Linked DNA regions of Homo sapiens: region 1 is linked to region 2. A link is an interaction called in ENCODE POLR2A ChIA-PET data of the cell type or tissue named here. Cell type or tissue: HCT116. All regions are shown on one strand. Links, peaks and the distances in the headings refer to the core of each region. The heading gives the core; the rest is flanking DNA. Region 1 overlaps TNNT2 (troponin T2, cardiac type). Region 2 has its middle 23 kb from the start of PKP1.

Region 1 (5,367 bases), core at 324-5,323, 110 kb after region 2:
GGTGGAAGGTGGAGTATAGAGGAAAGAAGACTGGCCCTAAGATGATGATTGTTGAAGCTGGTAATGGGTACCTTGGGCAGGGGGGGCCATTATTATTATTATTGCTACCTTTATGTGCATTTAAAATTTCCCATGATAAAAGGGAGAAGAAGCAAAAAAAATTGGGAAAAGTGATCAGTGTGTTTGAAGCAAATGGCAGACAGAAGAGACAGGTTTAAATCGTTTGCCTCAAGACCCGAGCAACCCAGGTAGGACTGATTCCCATTTTAGAAGGCACTGTTGTTGGAGGATCTTGCTCAGCTGAGAGTGAGGAGCAGGGACAGATGAGCTGCTTTCCCAGGGCTCCCAGGATTTCCACATTGCTGAGCCTGCCCCTTTCTGGCTCTCCACCTGCCTGAGGCACATACCTTCAACAGCTGCTTCTGCTCAGAAGAGAAGTCCAGGCAGCAAGAGAAGAGAGAAGAGGTGGGTCAGTTTCGAACCAGGCTGTCTTTGATCCAAATGAGTACACACGTTTACGCTTACCTTCCTGCTCCCTGAGAGCAACAGGAAACACTGTCAGTAGCTCGCACACAAGCACATGCAAACACACACGCCTGCACACACATGCACACACTGGCCTTTCCCCAAAGATAATCCCCCTTTCTTTTCCCTTGTTGCCTAGTGGAGTCCACGCTGCCCTGCCCACCTTGCAATGACACCCACTAGCCTGGCCTGCCGTTCTCATGCAGGGCTGCCTCCTACCATCCTCCGCAAGCCTCCGCCCCAGCCAGCTTGGTCTCACCAGCGTTCTGCTCACTTACTCTTTCCATCTTTGCCCAAGCTGTACCCCTTTCTAGAAAGTCCTGCCCTCTCCCAAATCTCTTATCTTTCCAAATTCTACACAGGTAAGACCTGCCTTCTCCACACAGCCCCCTGACTATTCCAGCCCCTGATCTCCCTCTCCTCAGAACTCCTACACTACCAACAGCCCGCCCTCCACACCAGGCCCCCAGTTGCTAATTTCTTCTCCCAGTTTATGTCTTAACATCTCAACAAGAGTAAGTTCTGTGAGGGCAGTAGCCGTGCCTATACCTCTGTCTCCTCCCTGGTGACCACTATCCTCTGTAGTTATTGGATTGGCTGTGTCCCACCCCCTGGTTTCCCTCTGGGATAGGACTGTGGGCAGGGCACTGTCATGAGAGAGTAGGGATCCAAGACAGGGTGATAACACTGGGTTCTGAGCTGGGGTTTGGGGGGCATAATCAGCTCTGTGCCTCTGGAGAGTCACTGAACCTTCCTCAGTCAGTTTCAGGAGACCCAACATCTCAGCTTCTCTGTTCATGGCCCCTAGCCAAGACTGGCCAAGGACACTGATGACCCTGGAGCTGAACCTCTGTGCTTCCCGAAGTCTCTCGGCCTGTGCTCTGCCTGGGATCTACAACCCAGGGGTACAGGAGTGGAAAGGAAATGGCTATATCTCTCCTCGGGGTGCCCAAAACACACACAGCTACTTCTACCCAGAATCCGAGGGACAGCTGGGAGGCTCCTGGACCAGGTGTCAGGGCAGCGGCGGGAGAGGACCCCACTCAGGCAAGATGCTCCAGATACTCACTCCTCCTCGTACTCTTCCACCACCTCTTCTATGTCAGACATGGTCTCTGCTCTCCCTCCAAAAGGAGAAAAAAGTCAGTGCAGGTACAAAGGGAAGCCTGCCTTCCTCAGAAGAGCTCTGGCCCCCGTTGTACAGAGATCAGCGAGGCCTAGGGTGAATCTAGTTCCACCCCTCATGAGCTGTGTGACCTGCAACAAAAAGCCTGTTTTCTCCCCTGCTGGGGGAGATAGTGACACCCACATGGCAGCAAGGCCACCTGCTGATGTCCACTTCGTTCCTTGCCCCTGAACAGGCAATACTGCCTGGGATGCTGCATTTCCATTTGTGACACTCAAGACAATGTCTGCAGTTTCTCAACCTTTCCATCCACTCTGCCCACCCCCACTCCACAGGATCTGTTCAGCACTGTACAAATCTTCACTGCACAAAGCCTCACTGCAGCCTCAACCTTCTGGGCTCAAGCGATTCTCCCACCTCAGCCTCCTGAGTTGCTGGGACTATAGTTGTGCACCACCATGCCCGACTAATTTTTGTATTTTTAGTAAAGCTGGGATTTTGCCACATTGCCCAGGCTGTTTCGAACTCCCAGGCTCAAGGGATCCTCCTGCCTCAGCCTCTCGAAGTGCTGAGATTACAGGCGTGAGCCACCACACCCATTCCATGTGTGCTGGACAAAAGTGAGACCTGGACAAAAGGTCTTTGGGCACCCCAAGAGACTGGCCTGGACAAATGAGTGAGAACTTGTCTCTAAATAAATAAATCAAAGCACACAGCGGGGATCCTTGTGGTTTGGGATCTTTTCAGTATGTAGACTGTGGTGATGGATACGTGAACCTCCACAGGTTAAAGTTGTTTAGAGTTTCACATACACATGGTGCAATTGTGGGCAAATCTGAATAAGATCATAGATTGATTGTATTGATGTCCAATCTTGGTTTTGATATAGTACTAATTTTGCAAATGTTGCCCTCGGGAGAAACTAGGCACCGTGTGTAAACGCTCGTTATTAAAGACAACTGTGTACTAGTCTTTAATTATGTCAATGAAAATTCCGATTAAAAAATGTTCCCCCAGGGAACTCATTCTGAGATCATCTTCTCACTGCACTGGGAACAGATAATCTAGATTCAGATCCTCTTCCATTAGCTTGCCGAGGGTGTTTAGGCGAGTCTTTTTAACATCTCCAAACCTCAGTCCTTTCTCTGTCTCATGGAGATAAAGTGTACACATCCTGGCTACTCAGGGTCTTTACGAGGCTCCAGTTGACATTAACAAAAGGGGAAGGCATTAGGCAACATCAGGTGTTACAATGAGCATGTAATCACAGGGAGGGGGCAGAGAGCAAGCACTTGAGTGTGAGACTAATCTCGTTTTGAATGCTGGCTCCAGCATGCGTTTGCCTGCGACCTTGGCAAGGTCACTTAACCTCCCCACATCTCAGCTCTCTTTGCTGTGAAATTACTGCTCTTCTTGGGTAGGTGTGAGGAACAGAGGTAGTGTGAAGTGTAGGCATTCAGCTAATAACTACTATGACCCAACCCTCCGGGGCCATGACAGTGCACTGCTCCAGGGACACAATCACGTTGTTTGAAACGTGAACAGCAGCCTCTGTTATAGTGCAATATGCCAGCTCCACAGCCTTCCTGATGTTGGCTTCCAAGGGAGAGAATGGACAGGGTGATGTGAGAGTGAGGCTAAAGTGAGGCGGGAGAAGAATCCAAATGATGCTCAGGACCACCCTCCAATGCTCCTCCCCTGCTGCCCACCTCCTGCCCCACTCACGCGTGCCAGTGCTGCAGCACCAATTTCAGACCCAAGCCTCAGGATGAGGACAGAGGCACATAGACAGTCCTGCTCACTCCCTCATCACCTCTCCCTGCACATCCCCCCCATAGTGGCTGAGACCAATCCCAGGCACTCATCTGTGGACATCCAGCAAGAGCCAGGGCTCTGGTTGGGTGGGGTGATGTCCAGAGGCTGAGCCATTCCAAGGGAGCTGCCACTGCCCAGCTGCCCCTCCAGGTGGAGGCTTCCCCAGACTCAGCACCCACTGCAGCCCTGGATTGATTGTCTTCAGACCCTGTTCCCATTATGTCCAGTTCTGCTGGGTTAGAAACAAGCATGGCTGCAGCAGAGTGGTCCTTCCGCTGCTCCCTCTGCTGGAGCAGGGTGAGGACAGTGAGGGAGGAGCCTTGTTTACAAGGAGCTCTGAACCGCAGCTCTGAGCCACTTTTTTGCCCCAACCCCCAGGGTGGGGTGAGTGGGTGAGAAGAAGAGACATCAAATGTGCGAGGTGCTATAATGCGGGATCAAGCCTCATTCTGCTGAAAAAAAGACTCAAACCCCAGAGGTTCTCCAAATAGGTCTTAGGATGAGAGTGGCCAAAGAGAATAGCCTTCCTAACCCTAGGATGGGTGGGGCTGACAATTGTTACCCAAAGCCCCAGGGGAGCGGCCAGAACTAGTGACTTGAGAACTTGAGGAGCTCCTACCTGAGCCCCAGGAGAAGCTTGTCCCTCAGTGGGAGGGAGAAAATTCTCAGAGGAACCGTGCATGGCCAGCCTGGGCGCATAGCTTCTAGCTTTCTCTCTCCTCTCCTACTCTGCCCTTCCACCAGTTCAGAGCCACTGGGCATGGTGCTGGGGCCTCACAGGAGGACAGAGCAGCTTGGACTCCTCTCCCTGTTCCTGGGGGCACCATCCAGCTCCCAAAAATAGCATGCAGACATGCAGGATGGAGGAGGGCTTTCAGCCAGCCCAGAGGACACCACCATGCCAGTGGCTCAAAGGCAGGACCTGATGCAGGGGAAAGAGGTGGGCTGAGACTGGGGGCTGCAGAATGGGAGAGAGTCAAGAACCTGGCAGGGCAAGGAACCAGAATGTCCTGAAACACCTGTGTCCTCACACCCAAGTCCCACCCACTTCCACAGGCAGCTTTCTAGCCTAATGCATTCATAGCCAACACGTGTTGGAAGCCTAACACGTTCACAGGGTCACCTTTCTTGGGGAGTAAAGCAAAGACAATAGAAGGCATAAGGCATACTGACCTTGGGGTCAAAAAATCTGGGCTTAAAACCCAGATTTTGCTGTGTGGCCTTATTTAAGTCACCTAGCCTCTCTGACTTCAGTTAACCAACTACAAAGCAGGAGAGCCTTGAGTTCTGTCCCTGTAGAAACAGTCTCCGAGTTTCTGAGAAACACAGGCCCCACCCCTCAGTCCTTGTCCCCAGCACTCGAATGGGATTTTCCTAAGCCAACAGCTGTTAGCCCACCAGGAGAGCGGGGGTAAGGGGATGGGGAGAGGGCAGGAAGAGTGGAAGTGGGGGTCAGAAATAGGAGGCAGCCAGCAACCTGATCCTCTCAGATTCCACTTTTGCAGAGAGAAGGAAGATTCGCCCTCTAAGACATGGGTCAGAAAAGGAATTTGGGAGGGCAGGTAGCTTCCCGGCTACAGCAGGCCAGGAATGTGCTCTGAAATTCCTTACACACCAGGCAACCCCCTCCCTGAATAGTCCTCAGCCTGCCCAGGAGAAACTAGAAACCAAGGGAATCTTTCTCTACCACTCCTGGGCACAGAGCAAGGCTTGTCCCAAGATGGGGTGTTGGGGTGGGATGGGACAAGGGTTACACTTACGGGGGCCCAGGTTAAACCCTTTAATGCCAACCAGCTGGGCTCACACCCAAGGACAGGTTCTCCCAGTGGGGCCTTTCCCCATCTGCCCCCCAAGTGCAGCTCAGCTCAGGGTCTGGGAGCTCAGCTCAGCTCTGGGAGGGA
Region 2 (5,367 bases), core at 135-5,134:
CATGGAATGATGGAGTGATGGAGTGAGATGGAGTGATGGAGTGATGGAGTGAGATGGAGTGATGGAGTGAGATGGAGTGATGGAGTGAGATGGAGTAATGGAGTGATGGAGTGAAATGGAGTGATGGAGTAATGGAGTGAGATGGAGTGATGGAGTGAAATGGAGTGATGGAGTGATGGAGTGAGATGGAGTGATGGAGTGAGATGGAGTGATGAAGTGAGATGGAGTGATGAAGTGATGGAGTGAGATGGAGTGATGAAGTGAGATGGAGTGATGAAGTGATGGAGTGAGATGGAGTGATGGAGTGATGGAGTGAGATGGAGTGAGATGGAGTGATGGAGTGAGATGGAGTGATGGAGTGATTGTCTCACCCCCTCAGGCTGCTGCCTGCTGTCTCCAACCTCCACTTTTGGGGAGTAGGGTGCCCTGCAAAGCCCGGAACCCTACAGCTAAGGCCAAGCCCTGCTAGCCTGCACTCTCACCCCCAATGGTTCTCTGTGGAGCTCCCGTCCCTGTGTGGACATCCCCCTTTACCCAGGAAGCTCAGCCCTGTCCCTCTGTTCCCCTCCTCTTCTCAACCCATGAGTGATTCACAGCCCCAGGGGCCTGTTCCCCGCTCTTGAGGTCTCTAGAGCACCCTCGTAGCTAATGGCTGGGCTGTGGAGGAGACACATCCTAAGGCAGAAGCCCACCCTCCTCGGCCACTTCCCTGTTCTGAGGGCCACTCGTATATTGGCTGAGGAGCAGTTCTACCGTCCACAGCGCAGTGGACTTTGGGCGCCTCCACCTGGTGCTGAGTGCGCACGACCGCTCTGCTGTCCCATTCATCTCTGATGTTGGCTTCAGCCGGTGCAGCCCACTCGTAGCCCAAAAGCTGGAAAAACGTGTGTGTTGGCCTGGGAGCAGTGGGCACTGGGCGAGGTGTCAGGGCAGAGCTGGAGGGAGGCAGGGCTGCAGTGGGGGGCAGTGGAGGTGGCATGGCACTGCACAGCACAAAGATGGCCCTAGAGGCTCCAGGCCAACCCTCTCCTGTTTCTAGACTTGCTGCTCCCTGACACTGGGAAGAGGAAAGGCCCCCAGTTCTGCTGACCTTACCGTTTTCAAACTCCTTCCTGACAATTGGAGGAGGGTTTTATTTTTTTAATGATTAAAAAAAAAATCAGTGAGTTGGTTCATATTGGCTCAACCTGGCAGTATCACGGGCACTGCCGAATCCTGAGCAGCCCCAAGAGCTGGGGACTGCCTTGGGCCACTCTGCTCCTTCTCTGGTGGCTTTCCCCCTAGAGGTCGACAGCGTGAGCCTCCCTCCTGGAGCTGGGGGAGGCTGGGCTTGGGAACGTTACCAGGACAGCTCAGCAGGGGAAGATGGCAGGGGCCAGTCATGCCTCGTCATGGCAGTTACAAGGTTAGGGAGGGCAGAAGGCGAGTTTGGCCAGGGAGGCCTGGGTGGGGGAGCTCTCACCTGTTATAGGTAAGAGGGGTGTGGCCTGGTTGTTTGGGGGCTGCGGTGGCGGATCCGCCCCTCCCCCAGGCCTGGCCTCGCCCAGAGAGCCGCCCTCTTCCGGGAACCTCCTGCTCCGGAGCCAGGAAGGGCTGCCCTTTCCCCACCAGGAGGCCAGGCACGAGCTCCACCAGGGTGTGGACCCCCAGGGAAAGTGCGCCAGGTGCCTGGGATGCTCAATGGGGGACTTGTTCCAGGACTGGGAGGCTGGCGGGGTGGGGGCTGCTGCTTCCCTGGAGCAGCACCTGTCCCCCACCCCCACCTCCCGCGTCAGTGGAGCTGTTGGCGCTTGCACCCGGCTTCCCAAGCGATGAGACACGGCTCCCAGCCAGCCGCCCCAAGCCGCTGGCGGCTCACATCCTGTCATCTGGGGCAGCTCCGCAGAGTGCTCCCAGAGCCCCTCTCTGCAAATGGCCTGTGCCTGCCCCAATTTCCCTCTGCAAGAGGGAGGCCCGTTGGTGGACTGGAGGGAAATGAAGCTGCGGGCGGACAGATCCTCCTCCACCAAGTCAGGGGCGTATTCTCCCAGCCTCTTCCCCAGACCCTGAGGGTGTGGCTGAGGACGGGAAAGGGACCAAGAGCTAACTGGCCTGCGCCCAGCCTGGGGGCAGGTCTTGGTGTGTCCTCCAGCCTGGAGAGAGGCCTGTGCGGAGGGAGGGTTCTGGCAAAAATGTGCACACGCAGATGGGTTCTGGCAAAAATGTGCACACGTCTGACCTGAGCTTCCTGACACAGAACCCATCCGGGCACCTCCGGGGGCCGCTGCTGGGACGGGCAGCCACACCCATCTCTCCGTGGTGTGATGGAGTCCTTTCTTTGCCTTTGTGCAGGAGGCACATACCTACCTGGTGGTCCCCACTCAAATCTTTCTCCTTCCTAGTGTCTCCCTCAGGTGATTTTTTAAGTCATTGATGTTACATTTTACATACAATAAAATGCTCAGACTGTAAGTGTATATCTTGATGAATTTTGATGAATGTATAAAATTCAAAATACAGCACATTCCCATACCCTGAAAGTCTTTCTCTGTAAATAGTGACTTGTGTTACAATCACCTTCGCATCCCACCAGCACCTGGCACCGGGCACCAGTCTGTGCATGGAAACCCTTTTCTTGATTGACTTGCCTTCCTTGTACACAGGCACCCCTCACGCTCTGTTCCTATTAGAGGGGATCTCTGGGTACCCAGGCTTATGTTCAGAGACTTCCATGAGTGTAGGACAACCCCATTGCACTCAGAGAGTCCAGGCTGAATCCACTCCCCATGTTCTTGGCACTCCCTGCCTCTGAGCTCTATACGTACTCACCCCTGGCGAGATGCCTCCCTGTGCCCACAGAATCCAGGAAGGTAAGGAGCCAGGAGCTGAGTGCCCTGCCTGAGCCAGGGGTGTTGATAGCTGAGTCTGAACTCCACCCAGGGAAGCTGTGGGGCATTAGTTAGCAGCCCCCTTCCCCCAGCACTGGAGTGAACCCGCTCGTAGCCACAGAGCTCTGGCTTCGTTGCTAGGCTCTGCACCTCCTTCTCTCTATGATCTTGGGCAAGGCCTCCATTTCCCCAATCTGTAAAATGAGGAGGTTAGAAAGAAGTGACCTCAAACTCTCAAGGCATCAGAAATTTCAAACAATGCTATTTGGAACCTGAAGGCATAAAGCAGACAAAAGTGAAGCCACTCCGAATTAGGCAAGAAGGGTCCAGAACCCCACCCACCAGGAGCAACCTTCTCCCTCTTCCCCCAGTAGCTCCAGTGAGATCCTTGTGTTCCACAACATATGCTTTGAAGTTCCTGGTAGTGGGGCCTTGCCTCAGAGAGAGGCACATGGATCCCAGGCTCTGCCGGGCACCCCAAAAGACCCATCACTGTGAGCAAGGGGGTGATGGTGGGTAGGCTCTCCCTAGCATGGAGCATTCACCATGTGCCATGAGTCTTTATGACCTAATTTCATTCTCACAACCATCCCAAAAGCAGGGGTTACTACCCCATTTTACAGATGAGGCTGTACATTGAGAGAGGAGAGAGGTAGGTACATGCCTGGGATTATGCAACTGGCTGGTGGCAGAAACCCTGCGCCCTCCAGGAATGTCAGGTTGCGATGAGGAGCCCGGGAGAGTGGGCGAATCCTGGTCTGGATGGGCGTCTCTGTTGAGTTGGGAGATTTACATCACCCAGCAGTCACTCAGCAAGCATGCCAGGCATGAAGTGAGGAGTCTGTGTCATGGGAGGAAGGGGTAGTCTTTGTCCAGCAGCTGTTGTCACCAGGAAGGCTGACTGTTGTGATTTCCCACCCTCAGGACAGCAGGAGGGAGCTTACCTTCTTTCAGGAACTCTATGACCAGGCAGGCCAGCTTCCCTGGTGGGGCCTGAGAGTGGCCGGGGGAAGGGGTGGTGGAGGGAGAGTGGGGATGGGCTGTGGTGAAAGACAGGGCATCAGTGGACTGAGGACACCTGGAGTGGCAGGTGGGGAGCAGAGGACTGGGCCCTGAGCAGTTGGGAGCTGCTCTTTGGGCGAGAAGGAGCTCTCCAGGCCTCCCTGAAGGTCTCCAGGTCTCAGGCTCTTTCTAGATGAGTGTGGAGCCTCATGAGCACCAAGGAAGCCTGCTCCACTTTGAAATGGAAGCTCCATGAGGGCAGGGGCCCGCCTGGTCCACTTGCCACTCCTCCCAAGGCCTGTTGCTGGGCTGCCATCATAAACATGTGTTGAATGAAGTTGTGGGGAGACTTGAGGCTAGATCCCCTGTCCCCAAATCCCCCAGGGCCAGGGACCCAGAGGGACCTTTTCTGTTCTATTCTCTGTCCCTCTTCCCTCCCCTTCCCGTCCCCTGCCCTTCCCTTTCCTTCTTTTTTCCCAGGTAGGGAACCTACTGAGAGCAGAGTTGGGAATGAAACCCAATTGGGTAGGGGAGTCATACAGCAAAGGGGCCTCCTGCTAAGGGCCTGGTAGGGGGAGTGGGAGGAGCTCGTGGCGGCTGGCTGGCTGGATGAATATTTCACCATGCTTCCATTGTCCACGCCAGTCTCCTCGCCATCACACTCTTGGTTTCTGTCTTGAAAATCTTTGCTGTCTAGTATCACATGTGACTGCAGAGCACAGGTTTCAAACACTTCATAGGAGAAGGATGCAAAATAGCTCAATTTTTATATTAATTGCATGTTGAAATGATAATATTTTGGGGTAAATAAAACATTAAAATTCACCAGTTCTTTTTACTTTTTAAAATGCAGCTACTAGAAAATTTTAAATTGCACGGGTGGCTCACGTCATGTTTCTGTTGGAGAACTGTGGTCGACAGGCATCTCTTTCCGTTCTCCTCCAGCCCTGGAATCTGAAGGCTCTCTCCAGCATGCAGCCCAGCCCTGCCCTCCTGACTGGCAGAAATCTGACCCAAGGCCAGGGCCTATGAACAGGGTCTGGTGAGCAGAGCCCAACTAGACCCACAGCCCAGCAGCTGGTGGGGAAACTGATCTCGGAGAGGAAGCCTGACTGTCCAAGGCCACCAGCCAGCACTCAGCTCTAACAGAGGTCAGGAGCCACCAGCCAGCACCAGCTCTAACAGAGGTCAGGAGTGTGAAGGAAATCCATGACCATGACAGTAAGGAATGGGTTCAGCAGGAAGGAGTCACCCTCATTGGGCATCTGCCGTGTCTCAGCCACCTTATCTGTGCTGTCCCATTTAAGCTCCATGACAGATAAGTGGGTAGATAATATCTCCATTTTATGTCTGAGGAAACTGGGGCTGAGAGGTTAACTAACTCAGCCTGGGTCACACACCTAGTAAGTGGCAGAGCCATGATTCAAATAAAATTTATTGGACTTCCGAGCTCATACTCTTCACCTCTAGCTTGTCCCATGAGATGGTTTCAGTCTCA

Evidence for each region. Peaks named below come from ENCODE experiments on the same cell type or tissue, not always from the same donor. Only the 100,000 strongest peaks of a DNase experiment are listed, where the experiment ranks them.
Region 1: POLR2A ChIA-PET joins it to region 2 with 5 read pairs; 8 of 35 experiments call an interaction of 5 or more read pairs at or near these places.

Annotation. Positions count from the first base shown.
Region 1 is chr1:201,371,620-201,376,986 of GRCh38, forward strand. It overlaps TNNT2 (troponin T2, cardiac type), which reads right to left. Exons shown (of 17, transcript NM_001276345.2): 2 at 1,595-1,649; 3 at 526-536; 4 at 408-422. The coding sequence starts at 1,635. Among named protein-coding and RNA genes, the nearest start is that of TNNT2, 3.4 kb to the right of the region's middle. RefSeq lists an enhancer at 4,591-5,087. In HCT116, for the core only: a CTCF peak has its summit at 3,766 (motif pointing left); no DNase peak of the experiment used is centred there; H3K27me3 peaks cover 747 bases.
Region 2 is chr1:201,258,239-201,263,605 of GRCh38, forward strand. No RefSeq gene overlaps it. Among named protein-coding and RNA genes, the nearest start is that of PKP1, 23 kb to the right of the region's middle. In HCT116, for the core only: a CTCF peak has its summit at 818 (motif pointing left); no DNase peak of the experiment used is centred there; H3K4me3 peaks cover 1,485 bases; H3K27ac peaks cover 1,630 bases.